2 separate regions of the Mus musculus genome follow, and region 2 is linked to region 1. A link is a contact called in ENCODE Hi-C or POLR2A ChIA-PET data. All regions are on one chromosome and are shown on one strand. Each heading gives the region's core, a stretch centred on a gene start or an enhancer-like site at or near the end of the contact. The rest is flanking DNA. Distances are from core to core; before and after follow the strand shown.

Region 1 (2,791 bases), core at 201-2,700:
CTTGCCTAGCATGCAAGAGACCTTGGGTATACAGAAGGATGTGTATAAGCCATGGGCGGATATTTCATCACCTTACATAAAAGGACTTAAGCATTTGAGAACTTAGTGGGGTATCCTGAGATGATCTTATAGACAGTCCCCTTAGGCATGGAGGGGTGAGAATATATATACAGAGACTGCGTGCACATCATGCCAGGCAAGTTTATCATGTACATAGATCATTGTATGCCATTGTACATTATTATATGACAATGTATGTCATAATGTGTTAGTGCTGTATAATGGCATGATATCTGTGATTTATAGCAAAATGCAATGATAAACTCATACGTAATTGCATGCACATAGACATTGTAGCAAATAGACATACAATGACACAAAACCATGCACAGATATATATCCAATGAGATTCATAGACAAAATAGCACACATACATGCAGTGATCTCCATGTATACACAGACATACTATGCATACTCTTCTATACATACATGTAATATGACATGCATATGCATGCTGACTGAAAGTTACATGACATAGCATGTGTACTGATGTTTAGACTGCTTTAGAGAAATGAATGTTACCTTCTCTCTTATGCAACTCCAACCCCTACCCAGTTCCATTGGCTCTGGCCTGGGTGGAGCCTACTGTCTGGGTGGGGGGTGTTCTCTATGCTTTAGCTGCTATTCCATAGGGGTGCCACATGAGGGCCCTCGACCTTGGCTTGTCTTGCGTCTAGGAGCAACATTCTTATCTCTCGAGATCTAGGTGCCCCACATACAGGCAGACACCTAGGTTGGGGCAATTCCTATGTCCTTGTTCCCAAAAGCCATTTTTTTTTCATAGCAAGTAAATAAATAAAGCCTAATGCTAGACAGAAGATGAACTTCCTGATGGTTGAGGGAAAATCAGCCCAAAAGGTCCTGTCTTATGATCTCTCCTGCTAGCCTGTGAAGGCTGGGCTGTCCCCCAAATGTGATCTGCCATGGGGAAGCTGAAGTCGTTTTTCAGCCTATTTCAACACTCTGTCCTTTTGCTCGTCTTTCTATTTTCAGACTTTTATTTCTTTGTTTTATTCCAAATCCCACCATTTCAGCTCTGTCCTTTTCTACAGCTAGGTCTCTGTCACATTGTTCTATCCCCATCAGTCTTGCCTGAAAGGAGAGGACTGTCTCTACTCCCTTTCCTCTGCACCCTGGAAGTGAGGGTCTGTGGGGTCAAGGGGATGAAGAGGCCATGTTGGGGGGTCCGGAGGGGGTAGCTTTCTAACCTACCATCCAGTAAGGAACCTGCTCTTTCCACTGTCCCGACCCTGCCAGCTTGCCTGCCGGTCCAGCCCACCAGTCCAGCTCCATCGTCATGGAAACCAGCAGCTGACTTCCTATTGGTGGGCAGGAGGGGAGGAGGAGGGGGAAGGGAGGGATGATGATGCTCCCCTGCTCCCCACTCCCCATTCTGAGGCTCTGCCCTCCTTCGTGCCCACCATCTCATTTGGGGAGCTCCGGGACCGCGAGGGACCCTTGCAGTCCCTCGAGCTGAGACTAGCTGAGGCAGAGACTATGAGGCAAGCCGCCCATCGACCCAGGCCTCCTTAGGACCGCCCAGCCACCCAGCAAGCAACTGATCGGCGGCAGCCAGCGGAGAGAAAAGCTGGAGATAAAGGACCACAGTGGATCACTGGGGATCATTCCCAGGAACTCCTGCGGACCCTTTCCAGGCAGAGTGGTCGTGATGGGTGGCCAGACTCACAGACACTGAAAGACACACGCCACTACAGATACACCGGGCTTTACAACACTGAGACAGGACCGGCGACAGCATCACACACTGCCACAGCCCTGCAATACAGACAGCCCCTACCCCCACGCAGAAACAACTGGTAACTCTTAAATAGGCACAGACAGTGACACATAGCACCACCCTTCTCAACATACACAAGTCGGAGTATTCATCCTCCAATCACATAATAAAACATCACTGACCTGCAGGGACAGACCTGGAGGCACACGTACATATATACCTTCAGCCAGGCACTCCTGGTGGTGGTCTCTCACCCCCCCACACACACCCCGTACACACACACACACACACACAAGAGAGAGAGAGAGAACCATGAGCAAACCCCAGCTCCAGTCTGGCAACCCCGATACCTTCTGAACCCTCCTTCGTGGGTGGGAAGAGCTCAGCCAACCTCTGATGGACTCGGTGAAGCCAAACACTTACAGGGAGAATGGTCTAGTCTGGCATGACCCTTGTCAGTCTTCCCGCTGGTGATGTCCCCAGGTCCAGGTTCGGGGGCCCCTTGCCGAAACCATGGAGCAACTGACAACCCTCCCACGGCTTGGAGACCTTGGAGCCATGGAGCCATGGGCACTGCCTGCCTGGCAGCACTGGACTCAGGGCCAGGGGTGCAAACCTGGAGATGCATCTCCAAGCATTGCTGGTACTCCGACAGCTCTGCAGGTTAAAGGATTGAGGTTTGAAGAGAGTTCCAAGCCTGAGGGAGCTCATAGCCCTGGACCTGTCGGAAATACTGATCCTGAAGCAACAGAGACCGGGCTGCCTAAGCTGGGGCAGCAAGCAGAGAGCCCTGGGTACAGCTGTTCCGGGCTGGAGGAGGAGGAGGCACAGGCTTATAAGGTAAGAGAGGATGGAGAGGGCTGCAAGATGGACTGGCCATAATCTGTAGTCCCACTGCCCACATTTCTTGTCTCTGTCTCTGTCTCTCTCTGTCTGTGAGTCTGCCTGTGTGATTATCTGTCCTTCCTTCCTTGGACGGGAATCTAAGTGGCC
Region 2 (2,861 bases), core at 358-2,857, 290 kb after region 1:
ATATATTATGCTCTCCTCTTCTTTACTGTGACTTCTGGTGAGAGTAGTCAAATTTGCAGTAGATCTCCCAAAATTCAACAAGTTCTTCAGGCATTTTGCCTAGAAACCTTATACATCACTTCTGCCTCTCCCCCACTCTCACTGTCCTTGATTTCTCCAGCCAGTCTTAATATTTAATGGTTTCATTTTAAGCAGCCCCACATCCTTGGACTGTTGTAAATAAATGATAACATCCAGGGGCAGCAATGACTCAGTGACTCATCTGGTTAAGGTGCTCCTCCCAAGCCTGACGTTTCATCTCGGGGGCTCACATGGCATGAGTGGTGAACTGCACCTTATTTTCTGACTTTCACACATGGGCCATGGCATGACCCACCACCCCAAGACACAATATGCATAACATAAAAATTAAAAACTAAAAATTACAGTATAAAGAATCACCCTTAGAACCTGTGGGGATCCGACTTAGCATATTTATTAGTGATAGGGTCGACACAGCTCTGGCTGGCCTTGAACCCTGAAATTCCGCTTCCCAAAAACTTCAAGAGGCATTTACCACTACGCCTGGCTGTCTCTATCCAATCATGAAAGGCTCTGGTTTTAGCTGGGAGGTAGTGACTTTGATCCCAGCACTCAGAAGGCAGGAACTCCAGGACAGCCAGGGGTACACAGAGAAATCGTGTCTCAAACAAAACAACCCCAAAACAAAAACAACACCAAGAAAACGTTTTGTTTTTCAATATTTTTAATAGAAAGGGTTTCCCTGAATGTCCCGGGCTAACCTTTCCCCCCGCCTCCCCTTTGGTTTTTCGAGACAGGGCTTCTCTGTATAGCCCTGGCTGTCCTGGAACTCACTCAGTAGACCAGGCTGGCCTCGAACTCTGAAATCCGCCTGCCTCTGCCTCCCGAGCGCTGGGATTAAAGGCATGCGCCACCACTGCCTGGCTCCGGGATAACCTTTACTAGAACTGTGTATAACAGGGTAGGCTGGACCCTCCTTGCCTCAGCTTCCGGAGTGATAGGATTTCAGGCACACAAGCTTAAGTCCAGATTGGTTTGCTTTTATTATAATTCGAGTTCATTAACAACACTACAAGGCCGTATGATTTCACACGTAAGGCTCTTCTATTCCCGTTATTACAAAACAAAGAAGCAAAATTGTGGTATCCAATGCAAGAATCCTTTTGCAGATAATCTTGGCAAAATAAACAAATAAATAAATAATCTCCCTAGACCAGCACAGAACCGGGATCTCGGCTCTGCAGTTAAACTGTTTTATCACTCTTCCTTTTTCATCCTTAGAAAGGAGGAAGAGGAAAACTCAAGGCACAGTTTTCATTTAGATAGATATGGAGGATCCGTCTAGACACTTTAACTAAGATGCAGCCCACCGCAGGTTCCCAGAGGCAGAAGCCACACTGCTCCGCTTCGGCTTTTAAATGAAATCACCTGCAACTCCCGCCGGCGGCACCGAAGTGCAGAAGATGCCCAGGTTTCCGGAGCAACAGCTCAGCGTCATCTATCTCCGCCCCGCGGCGCCTTTCCCGCCAAAGGCCGTTACCACCGCGGAGCATGGTGGGACACGCTTGCAAGATAGGTTTCACCCAATCTTTTTAGAGCGCCGAGCTGCTTTCAGAGAGGGTCTACCCCCGAGGTGGCCGACGATTCTGGACTCAGTGGGGATTAATAATAACCGCTTTAACCAGAGCATGTGATTTTTACTAAACGCCTGGACGTTCCAGCAGCCAGTCAACCCGCCAGGACGCGAGGGACTTTTTCCCCTCCGTGCGGAGGGTGACGTCGCGCGTGCGCGAGCGTGCTTCTCAGCACCCGTTAGAGGCGTGCGCCTGCGCACTGGGAGGGACGAGCCGCTTCCTCCGGCTTCTCTTCCTCCCCCTCCCCCCCGGTATCAGTGCGCCGAGCTGATAAAGGCGCCATTTTGGAGCGGCCGCGGGAGACGTGGTGCCGCTGAGGGCTCGCTCTGCCGTACGCTAGGCTTGGTAGGAAGGCCTCTTTTTTTTTTTTTCCTTCCCCCCCCCCGAGTCCGCGCTTTTCGTCGTCGCCGCCGCCGCCATGTCGGGAGGTGGTGTGATCCGTGGCCCGGCGGGGAACAACGACTGCCGCATCTACGTGGGTAACCTACCTCCGGATATCCGAACCAAGGACATCGAGGACGTGTTTTACAAATACGGCGCCATCCGCGACATCGACCTGAAGAACCGCCGCGGGGGACCGCCCTTCGCCTTCGTTGAGTTCGAGGACCCGCGGTGAGGCAGCGTGGGGCGTGCGCGGCCTTGAGGAGATAGCGTGGAGGAGTTGGGGAAGGCTCGGAGGCCTTGGAACATAATGGGGGGAGAGGAGGGGCTCCGAGGCGCTATCGCCCCTGCAGGAGTCGAGTCAGGAGAGCCGAGAGGCGGCGCGTTGTCTCCGGTGGCCGGCCGCCTCGGACGTCCCCCCTACCCCCCGAGCCCATGCGCAGCCCCCGGAGCGGGAAACCGAGGCGCTGAGGGCCGGCGAGGTGGTCGGGAGCCTCTGCCCGGCGTGGTGCTGGGTGGGGGAAGGGCCGGCCCTATTATGCGGCGCATGTGGGGCTCCGTGTGGCCCCGTGGGTGCGCATGTGCGCTGTGGCCGCGGCTTTTCACCCCCGGAGCGGGCGAACGAGCTGGGTCCGGCGGCTCCCTCCCCTCATCACCCCCCCCTTTCGCTTTCTGTGATCACACGCAGAGACGCGGAAGATGCGGTGTACGGTCGCGACGGCTACGACTACGACGGCTACCGGCTGCGGGTAGAGTTTCCCCGAAGCGGCCGCGGGACCGGCCGAGGCGGCGGCGGGGGTGGAGGCGGCGGCGCCCCGAGAGGCC

Evidence for each region. A loop is a pair of places that touch in the nucleus more often than their neighbours do. ChIA-PET counts read pairs that join two places held with the same protein, here RNA polymerase II (POLR2A).
Region 2: a map of T-helper 2 cell shows a loop between it and region 1 (2.9-fold over the local background). The contact joins the promoter of Srsf1 here to the promoter of Tspoap1 in region 1. A Hi-C loop is called at or near these places in 1 of 37 maps with a recorded cell type or tissue (T-helper 2 cell). POLR2A ChIA-PET finds 5 or more read pairs at or near these places in 2 of 5 experiments (both embryonic stem cell).

The regions. Positions count from the first base shown.
Region 1 is chr11:87,759,091-87,761,881 of GRCm38, forward strand. Tspoap1 (TSPO associated protein 1) reads left to right here and starts at 1,451. Exons shown (of 32, transcript NM_172449.2): 1 at 1,451-2,638. The coding sequence starts at 2,312.
Region 2 is chr11:88,045,766-88,048,626 of GRCm38, forward strand. It overlaps Srsf1 (serine and arginine-rich splicing factor 1), which reads left to right and starts at 1,608. Exons shown (of 4, transcript NM_173374.4): 1 at 1,608-2,267; 2 at 2,725-2,861. The coding sequence starts at 2,074.